Linked DNA regions of Mus musculus: region 1 is linked to region 2. A link is a contact called in ENCODE Hi-C or POLR2A ChIA-PET data. All regions are on one chromosome and are shown on one strand. The core of a region is the stretch at or near the end of the contact, and the rest is flanking DNA. Distances in the headings are between cores, read along the strand shown.

The links. A loop is a pair of places that touch in the nucleus more often than their neighbours do. ChIA-PET counts read pairs that join two places held with the same protein, here RNA polymerase II (POLR2A).
Region 1: a map of gastrocnemius shows a loop between it and region 2 (6-fold over the local background). The contact joins the promoter of Acox1 here to the promoter of Wbp2 in region 2. A Hi-C loop is called at or near these places in 1 of 37 maps with a recorded cell type or tissue (gastrocnemius). POLR2A ChIA-PET finds 5 or more read pairs at or near these places in 1 of 5 experiments (Patski).

The regions. Positions count from the first base shown.
Region 1 is chr11:116,196,011-116,201,911 of GRCm38, reverse strand. Acox1 (acyl-Coenzyme A oxidase 1, palmitoyl) reads left to right here and starts at 2,867. Exons shown (of 14, transcript NM_015729.3): 1 at 2,867-3,316; 2 at 3,531-3,690. The coding sequence starts at 3,208. Ten1 (TEN1 telomerase capping complex subunit) reads right to left here and starts at 3,057. Exons shown (of 4, transcript NM_027107.1): 1 at 2,929-3,057.
Region 2 is chr11:116,085,053-116,090,743 of GRCm38, reverse strand. Wbp2 (WW domain binding protein 2) reads left to right here and starts at 3,749. Exons shown (of 8, transcript NM_016852.3): 1 at 3,749-3,877. The coding sequence starts at 3,819.

The DNA of each region.
Region 1 (5,901 bases), core at 1,618-4,117, 110 kb before region 2:
GATATTTATGTCTCTGACCCTGGGTCTTTCTCCTCTATCTATTGCCCTGCCCAGCCTGTACCCCAACACTGATTTATCTCATTCACTGCAGTGTACTGAGTAATCAGATTTCAAACAGTGTGACTCTGCTCACCCCATTATCATCCCCATGAGGGCAGGGCTCTCTGATGACTGTGTTCTTTGCGCCTACCAGGTTTTTGTTTTTTTAAATAATTTATTCTTGTTCTACATGCATTGGTATTTTGCCTATGTATGTCTGTGTGAGGGTGTCAGATCCCCTGGACCTGTAGTTACAGACAGTTGTGAGCTGTCATGTAGGGGCTGGAAACTGAACCCAAGTCCCCTGGAAGAGCAGTCAAGTGTGTTTAACCACTGAGCCATCTCTCCAGCCCATGCCTACCAGTTTTGGGGCATTATTAACTATGAATGGATAAACATCCATGAAGAGAATAAAAATCAAGACAGCCATCCTACGCTTGCTGGGCACTGAGCTCATGCCATACCTCACTACCCTCATGAATGTTAATCTGCCAGCATCTGCCTTTATCAGCAGGCGGAGCTAGCTCTGCTTGGACTGTCCACCCAGGTTAATGGCTTCAATATTAACTGTCAGTCCACTCTCAGAGGCTATCTGAATCCCCTCACCTTGCCATTTCCAATTTTGTACTGATTCTTTTGTTGTTTTTGCTGGTTTCTGTTGTTGTTATTATTTTGAGACAGGGCCTCAATACATAGCTTTGACTGGCTTGGAACTCACTATGTAGACCAGGATGGCACAGAACTCATAGAGATCCACCTGCCTCTGCCTCTGCCTCTGAGTGGGAGGACTGAAGGAATCTCCACCCCACCCAACCTGTACTGCCATTCTTATGCAGCTATAATTAAAACTCATGGTTCAAAGTGCTGCCTTAAACCAAACTAACAGTTCTCTACAACCCAGGCTGGTCTTGAACTTGTGATCTTCCTGCCTCAGCCTCCTGAGTAGCTGATGTTCCAGGCCTATGCCAACAGGCCAGGTCAAACTTCCAATTGTTGATAAATCTGACCATACCTTTCCCTCTCTGAGATACTGCCAAAGGTTTGCCATGTAGTCTTTTCCCTTTACCTCAGTAAGCAATAGCCTTGGTTTTTATCTCATCAATAACTTGTTAATTGTATTTGGGATCCAAGCTTCTGCTAAGAGGAATAAAATTCACAAGAACCCAACTAAACAAGATATCAGTGCCTAAGTGTCCTTGAAAATATCCTCAGTAACAGAACCTTGCTCAGGTATATGGAGCCAGAGCCAAAGGTACAAGCAACAACAATGATATAGTCTTTATTTAACTTCTCAGAATTTTTCTTCTTTTCCCTTTTAAACTTTTAAATTTTGTGGAGCTGAGGATGTAGCTGAGAGGTCTATCTCCTGCATCAAGAAAAAAAAGTGTGCCGGGCGTGGTGGCGCACACCTTTAATCCCAGCACTCGGGAGGCAGAGGCAGGCAGATTTCTGAGTTCGAGGCCAGCCTGGTCTACAAAGTGAGTTCCAGGACAGCCAGGGCTATACAGAGAAACCCTGTCTCGAAAAACAAACAAAACAAACAAACAAACAAACAAACAAAAAAGAAAAGAAAAGAAAAAAGAAAAGAAAGTGCATTAAAATATTGAATTTTGGGGGCTCCATTAACTTTGCATTCAGGCTAAAGCCTTCATTCGTTTAACCCATTCTCAGCACCGTTACTGTAAAAGGGTCTTACATATGTTGTTACAAGGGCAAGTTAGAGAGGTAATGAAGAAATGTAGTTCTTTTTTTTTTTTTTTTTTTTTTTTCGAGACAGGGTTTCTCTGTGTAGCCCTGGCTGTCCTGGAACTCACTTTGTAGACCAGGCTGGCCTCGAACTCAGAAATCCACCTGCCTCTGCCTCCCCAGTGCTGGGATTAAAGGCGTGCGCCACTACCGGCGTAGTTCTTTTTGGTGGCATGAAATCAAATGAAGAAAGAGTGCATTTTACTTAGCACTTAAAGGCTTTTTGAAACAAGGCATTACACAGCCCAGGCTGCCTTCAGTCCGATTCTATATAGCTGATAATGATCTTGGACTTCGTGATCCTCAGACCTCCACTTGAAGTTGCAAGCCTGTGTGTGCCACGGTGCCCAGTTTATGCTGTGCTTTGAGATTATATTTTGGCTTTAGTGCATGCTCGACATCTCCAGCCTACTACTTAGCAATTTTTAAGGAAGAATTAAAAAACAAACTGGTGAAAACTGGCTGTCTTTGAGGCTCAGGAACTCTTTGTTATAAATCCTACGCTAGAACTTCTTAGGCGTAGGTACATCTTCGATGACGATAATGATATGGCAAAGTAAAGTCTAGATTTCAAAATTTCTAGGACCTGCCCTGCCGGTTTAGGTGGGAAAAGACTTGGGCTATAAAATGTAGAGAAACTGGACCTGTTCCCTCTCGCTTTAAATCCAGGCCCAGTGCATAAACCCGGAAGCTCCGCAGGACCAGGTCCTTGCATCCCAAGTCTCTAACGTCAGTCAAGTCGGCAATATTTTTAGCCAACGACAATGAACCGTCTCCCGAACGTAACCTTTGTCCTGTTACCCTTTCGCTCCAATTTGTTTGGGTTCCAGTAAAATCAACAGCTTTCCTCTATTAGCCTCCTCACCCCGCCCGAGACCCTTGACACCCATTCCCTTCTGGTTTCCGGGGACACTGTGGTGAGAGGACCCCCCCCCCACACACACACACACCCACCGCCCTAGCCTGAAAGGAGGTGAGTCCCACAGCGCAGGCGCAATCCCGCCCCTCAAGGCCCTGGCCAATCGGTTGCGCGCGTCTCCAGGGCTCTTTTCCTCCCGGAAAGATCACGTGAACCTGGAGACGTGAGGTCCGGGAAGAGCCCCACTCCCTTTCCAGTGCCACTGCGGTCCCTTGACCTTTTACCTTGCTTTCCTTGGCGAGGAGCCGCTCGGGGACCTCCCCTGGCCCGCAGCAGGGGATTCGTCCGTCCGGCGGGCGGTACCAGCGTCGGGGATTGCAGCCGGTCACGTGAGGAGTGGCGGCGGGGACGGGGCGGGGACGGCTCGAGGGGGCGGGGCCGAGGGCTGTCTCGCTCCGCTCATAGGGCCTGGTCGGCGCCTGAGCTGCGGAGACAGGTTGTCATCGCTTTGGTGCCTGTCACTTCTGTCGCCACCTCCTCTGCCCCCAGCACTGGTCTCCGTCATGAATCCCGATCTGCGCAAGGAGCGGGCCGCCGCCACCTTCAATCCAGAGTTAATCACGCACATCTTGGATGGTAGTCCGGAGAACACCCGGCGCCGTCGAGAAATCGGTGAGCCTGGAGGGCCGGGCCTCTTATACCGAACCAGGCGAAAGACCCCCGTGAATGAGGATTTGGGGCCTCTGGAGTTGAGGGGAAGCGGGGACCCCTACTTCGATGGGCGTCCGGTGTCAGGATTAGGAGGGGAACGTCCTCTGTTCTAATCTGATGGGAGTCAGGGAGGGTGAGTACCTGTTTCTCTTGATGTCATTTAACCCTCTTTCAGAGAACTTGATTCTGAACGATCCAGACTTCCAACATGAGGACTATAACTTCCTCACTCGAAGCCAGCGTTACGAGGTGGCTGTTAAGAAGAGTGCCACCATGGTGAAGAAGATGAGGGAATTTGGCATCGCAGACCCTGAAGAAATCATGTGGTTTAAAAAGTAGGTGTATCTTAGCACATTAGTGTATGCCCAAACTACAGCTGCAGTCTGGGGAGGTCTTCTTACCGCGCATGTCGTTTAAAGGCTTAAATTGAATACTTCATGATTCAATTTTATGTGTGAAAAATAATATTACTTTTGCATCTAGATCTTTTAGTAGGATAGCATAGCATAGTTGTAAAAATGCTAATAATGAACGGTTGTGCCCAAAATTGTTTTTTTTTTTAATTTTAACAAACTTTAAGGGATGGTGAGGTGGCTACCTGGCCTAATCATCTAATTTCAATTTGTAGAAAGAGAGTCACCTCCCTTAGATTGTCCTCTGACCATTTGCTAGAGGTGGCTGTTGTACCCCCACACACAATAAGATGAAACTTTAATTTATAAAGTTCTTTTGAACTGGGCCACGGTGACCCATGCCTTTAATCTCAGCACTTCGGAGGAGGCAGAGGCAGAGGCAGGCTGATCTCTGATTTTGAGACCAGCCTGGTCTGCAGAGCTAGTTCCTGTTCGTCAGCCAGGGTTACATGGCGAAACTGTGGGAGAGGGTGGGCCAGAAGGCCGGGCAAACACTAGTGAAGCCCGCTGGGGGGATGGGGGAGACAGAGAGGCAAATAATAAAAAAGCTTTTTGTTCCAAACATCCCTATGAAAGTTCTTTAAGTGCAAAGTGAACCTTCACTTTGTAAGAAAGCTTCCCGATACCAAAGGTGTGGCGCAGTGGAACACAGATTGCCTAGTGTCTCAAGGCTGTGGGTTTGAGTCTCAGCACTGAAGACAAAACAGAGAGGGGGTGGCGAAATCCGCCTACTGATTTTCTGAGGAACTGTATTGCAAGACCAGACATTGAACTATTTTGGAACACTATCAGATTCTGTTTTTATGTAATGGGTAGTTTGAGTATAAAGTAATAGAAAGTGTGAGAGTCCGTGGAGAACCTGTCAGACCTCAGAATGAATCCGATATTCTCAGAACCACATTCTAAGAACGTCGCATTGTCGGATGGAATGCTGGCGTTTCCTACTGGCTGGCCGGTCGGGAAAACCCGCTTTAGTCTGCGGTTGAGGAAAGCCGCTTTTTCTCAGACGCTCATCTGTTGCACTTTGCTTTTCTGTTATACATAAGGGGGCTGGAGACATGGCTCAGTGGTTAAGAACACCGTCTGATCTTCAGGGGACCCAGGTTCAATTCCCAGCACCATCACAACTGATTGTAACTCCAGTTCCAGGTTATCTGACACCCCTACATAGGCGTACATACAGGCAAAACACCAATGCATATGGAATAAATAAGTCACTAAAAAGGACTTTTAAAAATTACATATAAAGGTCCCCCTTCCCCTTTAGCCTCAAAGTCATCCTCGCACAAGGTGTTTTGCTTGCGGTGGCTCTGCTGCTTCTCCTTTATTTCCTTTAAAACTTCTGTTGGGTTTTTACATAATAGAGGAACTCGTCAGCGTGTTCATTAATAAAGATAAAACTGGGAGGCTGGAGATACACCTCGACAGTATAGAGCCCTTACCTACCATGCACAGCTAACTAGGTTTAGTCCCCAGCATTTATAAATAAATAAATAAATAAATAAATAAATAGTAGCAGGGGTCAGTCATCTGTTAAGAGCACTGGCTGCTCTTCCCGAGGTCCTAAGTTCAATTCCTAGCAACCACATGGTGGCTCACAACCATCTGTAAAGTTGAGACCAGGAGAACACTCACTTTTGCCTAGCATGTTCCAGATCCTGGATGAAATCTGCGACACCTTAGCAACAACAACAAAATTTTGTTTCTGTTTTCTTTTGAAGTTTGGCTTTGTCTTTTGAGATAGGTTAATCTCTATGTCACTATGTAGTCCAGGCTGGCTCCAACCCCAAATATTCTTTCTGCCCCAGCCTCTTTATTGCTGGGGTTACAGATGTAAGCCACCCTAGCTGGCTTGAAAAGCTTAAATGTTATTAAGAATATGTTTTCAAGAACTAATATAAATATTACAAGTCCTGCCCTCATGTGGTAATGGTTACTTCTTTTTCCTTTGAGTTACAGATGCAATGCATTCAGAGTCTGGTTTTTTTTTTTTTTTTTTTAGATTTTTTGAGACAGGGTTTCTCTGTATAGCCCTGGCTGTCCTGGAACTCACTTTGTAGACCAGGCTGGCCTCGAACTCAGAAATCTGCCTGCCTCTGCCTCCCGAGTGCTGGGATTAAAGGCGTGTGCTAC
Region 2 (5,691 bases), core at 2,500-4,999:
GCAGAAGTCCCCCTTCCCCTAGGCTTTTCCCCACAGCAAGCTCAGTAAGGCTTGCTTCTGCAGTTTGCCTCTGCATTGCCCCTCAGAAGCCCTGCTCCCCCTCCCCCTTGCAGCAAACTTGGGGAGGGGGTCCATTCCACCTCCCTAGCTGCTCAGAGACAAATGACAAAAACTCACTTTCTGGGGGCTGGTGAGATGGCTCAGTGGTTAAGAGCGCCGACTGCTCTTCCGAAGGTCCCGAGTTCAAATCCCAGCAACCACATGGTGGCTGATAACCACCCGTAACGAAATCTGATGCCCTCTTCTGGAGTATCTAAGGACAGCTACAGTGTACTTACATATAATACATAAATAAATAAATCTTTAAAAAAAAAAAAAAAACTCACTTTCTGTGGCACCAAGGCCAGCACTCTCCTAGATAACCAGGTGCAGTTGGTGCCTATCCTTGAAGAAGAGAGGTTAGGGATGAACGCTTAAATCTTAGAAAAGAGGTAATCAGAGATCACAGATAGTTATGGCTAGACATAAAATTAGTTCCTAATAGCTCCACAAAGGACAATCTTTAATCCCCCTCCCAGCCTTGCAATTCTACCCCACCAAATGGTATCTTGTCTGAGTTATGACTTACCTGACCCACCTTCCCTCCCCTTCACCCTAAGCATTCAAAGAATTTCTAACTGCTCTGTGTGTAAGTGCTAAAACACCTGAGCTGGGGGTTGCACTCCGAACCTACTCTGTAGGGGTTTGAGATCCGAGTCAAGACTCATTTCAATAACAAGACTTTCATGCCCACTTGCATCGGACTCATGCCCACTTCCTGAGCTCTCCTCGGTTTCCCACGGGATCGGGGCATAACAGAGGTAGACAGATGTTTGTGAGTTCAAGACCAGCCTGGTCTAGAAGGTGAGTTCCAGGCTGGCCAGGGCTACATAACAAGATCCTGTCTCAAACAAACTAAACAAAACAAAACAACAGAAAAAAAGCAGGCCAGGCATGGTGGCACATGCCTTTAATCCCAGCACCCTGGAGGCAGAGGCAGTCGGATCTCTGCGAGTTTGAGGCCTGCCTGGTCTACAGAAGGAGTTCCAGGGCAAGTTCCAGAATGAGCTAGAGCACAGAGAAACCTTCTCTCAAAAAAATCAAACCAACAAAACAAACAAGGAAGTTAAAAAAAAAAAAGAAAAGAAAAGAAAAGAAAAGAAAAATAACTAATTAAAAACATTCTTAAGAAATAAGTTGAGGAAGCCAGGCGTGGTGGCGCACGCCTTTAATCCCAGCACTTGGGAGGCAGAGGCAGGCAGATCTCTGAGTTCGAGGCCAGCCTGGTCTACAGAGTGAGTTCCAGGACAGCCGGGGCTACACACAGAAACCCTGTCTCGAAAAAAACAAAAACAAAAAAACAAAAAAACAAAAACAAAAATAAAAAAATAAAAAAGTTGAGGGCTGGAGAGATGTCTCAGCGGTTAAGAGCACTGACTGCTCTTCCTAAATTCAATTCCTAACAACCACATGGTGGCTCATAACCATCTGTAATGGGATCTGATGCCCTCTTCTGGTGTGCATGAAGACAGCTACACTGTACTCATATAAAATAAATAAATAAATAAATCCTTAAAAAAAGAGGAAGCTGAGATAAAGCAAAGATACCTGTGCTAACCTACCCGTAAATATTCCTATCTACAGAGAACAGAAGTGTTGATCAGGAAACACCAGTCTGGCCAGGCCAATCCAACAATTCGCTCAAGGAAGCAGGCTTTTGGCTTTATGGAGTCAAGTGGTTGGAAACTGGCCCAAACAAGGCTGTTCGTAAGTTGTCTGCCCAACATAACAATCAGGTTAAGAGGAAAAAAACCAGTGACTTCAGTGAGTCTCAACCACCGAGAGGTGTTATCAGAGCCTAGAAACGTGTTCCCTCTCAGAGACTCGGGTCCTGAGATGAACTCTGCACCCGTCCTGTTAGCAACACTCTGAGTGTCAGGAAAGATCCTCAGGTTCCGGGAAAGGATTTCCCTCTTTTTCTCTTCTTCTTCTTATTTGCGTGTGTATGTGTGTGTGTGTGTGTGTGTGTGTGTGTGTGTGTGTGTGTGTGTGTGAATGTAGGTACCCAAAGAAGCCAGAACAAGATACCAGACTGCCTGGAGTGGAGTTACAGACCATTGTCCATTGTGAACACCTGATTCGGGTGCTGGGACTAAAGGCGTGTGCCACCAGATGTGGCTATGGATTTTCTTTTACTGGATTTGTTGCTGTTTTATCTTTGTGGGACAGAGTCGCTGGACGGTTTGGAATTGAATACACAAACAAGGAGCCAGGGCTCAAACCCCCAGCCGTCCTCTCACCTCTGATCCCTGATTGCGTCATTACTAATACCCATCTTGGACTATGCTCTTTAAAAACTGCTGGGCTGGCTAGGGACATAGTCCAGCTTAGAACAGTGCTTTTCGTGATGTGCATGAATACTGGACTCAACTGATCATCATAACTTTGTAAACCCAGGCTCGGTGGTACACACCTGTAATCTCAGGACTCTTTCTCAAAAACCAAACAAACAAAAATCTGTAGCCATTTGACTTTTATTAGTGTGCACCTAGAAAAACAAACAAACAAACAAACAAACAAACAAACAGACAAACAACCCCAAAGCGAACAGAAGGGTCTCTTGCACTGTGAGTTAATAATGTACCTGCCATTTCCCAGAACTGTTTTACTCTGCAGCTGAGGCTGGTCTGGAAATCATTATGCAGCCCAAACTGGCCTCAAATCTGTGGCAATGTTCCAGGATGTAGGGCACCATGCTGTCTGCTTCAAACCAAACACTGGTGTCTTAAGGTTAAGGGTAGGTACGCTAAGATGCCACCCAGAAACTGAAGAGTTCTCCCAACCCTCGACAGCCCTGCGAAAGATACAACTCAGAGGTGGAGTTTAGATTCACTACAGCGCAGTGGGGAGACACCCACTAGCAGAAACGAGTCAGTGGTATTTTCAAAGTCCTACCTGGCGGTTGGTCATGTGCTTTGTCAGTCCACTCAATTATTCTAGGTCCTGTTTAAACCCTGCTGTTTAACTTCTGCAGCGGGATCCGCTAGATCAGAGCAGGAAGCAGCGCCATCGCGAGGCGGCAGGCGGCAGGTGCTGGGCGGGGAAGAGGGTGGGGAGCGGACCGCTCAGTCCCCAGAAGTTCACAGTCCGACTCTGGGTCCGGGATCTGGATCTGGGTCGATTAAAGTGGCGTATTTTATTTTTTTCGGGCTTTGCCAGTCCACTGTAGAAGGGACTGCATCTCGCACTGCTCTGTAAGTTTGCAATGAATACCCAAATGTAAGCGCGAACTACTCATGACAGTTGCGGAAATGAAGACGGCTGGTTACGTAATGTTTAAATGTACCATACACCAGATCATCAAATTTAAGTTACATTTCTTCGATTGAGTTTGCTTAACATGAGGAAGCTAGGATGAGAGAGGCGTACAAATGTTTAAGTAGTCTTGTAAATATAATCTCTAGCCTGGCCTATAATATAAAAAAAGACTACAAATTCCAGAATGCACTCGTCACTAAACGCAGGGCGAGGCCGCGGTTGCCGGACCACTGCCTGCTGGGAATTGTAGTTGGCTGCTTGTTTGTGATGCAGGTGCAACTTGGGGGAGGGAGAGCGGGAGTAAACTCTCCCCACGTGACAGTCCAGATCAGGTGGTTGGTCAGCCTGCGCGCAGGAACTATGATTGGCTGACTGTAATACGAACGACGCCACTAGAGGCGGGCCAAAGACCAGCGCAAGCGCAGAGCGTTGCGAGTCTCGGGACCCCAGTGGGAGAGACTATGGCGCTCAACAAGAATCACTCAGAGGGCGGCGGAGTGATCGTCAACAACACTGAGAGGTGAAAACACGGCGGAAGGATCCTGGAGACTTGAAGGGCGGGTGTCGGCCACTGTGTGTGGTGGGCGGTGGGATATGGTGGAGAAGGAAATTGATGGAGCGCTGTGGGGGGGGGGGCGTGGGGGGGGAGGAAAGAGGGAGAAAGGGGTGGTAACGGCCGGAGGCGGGGCTGGAGGGAGTGGGTGGGTCGTTGGGGAGGGCCGGAGTGCTGATCAGCTGGGGTGATGGGTGGGGGTGGGGCCAGAGAATGGTGTCAGGGTTTGTTTGGGAAGCCGAGTGAGGCCCACGGGTGATTTCTTGAACCCCTTCCCAAACGAAGTCTTAAAACATAGTTGCTATTTATTAGGCGTTCACTACGTCTTTACTATGCTGCGTCAGCTCTACCTTAGGTAATACATAATCCTGTGCCGCAGAAACTATTAGACACATTTTACAGGTAGGGCAAGTGACGCCTAATGAGGTTAAAATAACTTAGACCATTGTGCTGTGAGTAACAGAAGGGGAATTGAAGGAAGGTAACTTGGCCCCAAAGTCAATAGGCTTAACTACTCCTGTACAGTTTTCTCGTATATTCCAGAACTTCTCAAGTTCCAAAAGAAAGGCTGAGGCCCTAGAGGTGGTGGAACTAAATGTCTGTCAACTACTTAACCCGGTGACCCTTATAAAGGCTTGTCTCTTGCCTGGTTCTCTTGAATTCTTAATGGCTTGTGTCAGTTCCCCGAACAAAGGTCTCCCAACTTTAAGATTCTTTTTTTCTCTCCCCTCCTTGAACTGCTGGGCTTCTCTGTTCCTCTTGTTTCTTGTTCCTTGGAATTCTGACTCTCCTGACTTGCACTATCCGGGCTTGGATTAACTTGAGAGCCAAGAGAGACATGATGGAGGTCAGAGCCCACACCCAGTGTAGACAGGCACCCATCTTGGGACTTGTCACCTGGGAAGCTGACTCAGAGGAGAAGGTGGCAGTGACAAGGCCAGGTTCTGCTGACCTCGTGTGCGTAGGTCTTGGGAAGGGGCTGGCCAGCACATGTGCCTGGTGACCACTTCTTTAACCTGAGCTGCCCCTCTTTTATTGCACCAAGAAAGGATATTTGGGACAGGAGGAGACAGCTGAATGGAACCATACGAACTCAAACCTTTTTATCTTGTAATCTGAGAAACCTTACATTGTTTTCTGGTATACTTTGTCCAGTTCTTTGGCTGAGCCAAGTACTCTGATGCCATCTAATGACTGTCCCCACTTCTACCAGTCTCTCTGGTTTTTGAGGTATGGTTTCATTCCTGTAGCCCAGGTTGGCCTTGAATTTGAGGCAGTCCTCCTACCTCAGGCTTTTAAGTGCAAGGAATTCACCAGGGCTCTTTAGTTTCATTATTTGGGAGTGATTCCTTTTTGTTTGTTTTTCCAAGACAGTGTTTTTTGTGTAATAGAGCCCTGGCTGTCCAGGACTCACTAGGTAGTCCAGGCTGGCCTTGAACTTACAGAGATTCACCTACCTCTGCCTCCTGAGTGCTGGGGTTAAAGGCATGTGCTACCATACTGGGAATTTTTTGTCTCTTAAACTGAGTCTTACCTAGGTGGTATCTACCCTCCTGGGCCTCAGCACCTGGTTCATAGCTCATTGCTACCAGTAGGGTTCTAAGGAATAACTTGAGCCACACTTCTGAAACAAATGTGTCAGCAATAATTGAAGTTTAAGTATGATGCTCAAACTTTGGAATTTAAACTTGTAAACATTAATCTTTAATTCACAAACCACTGATAGAGATAAGAGCTGTGAACTTGCCGGGAGGTGGTGGTGCATGCCTTTGGTCCCAGCA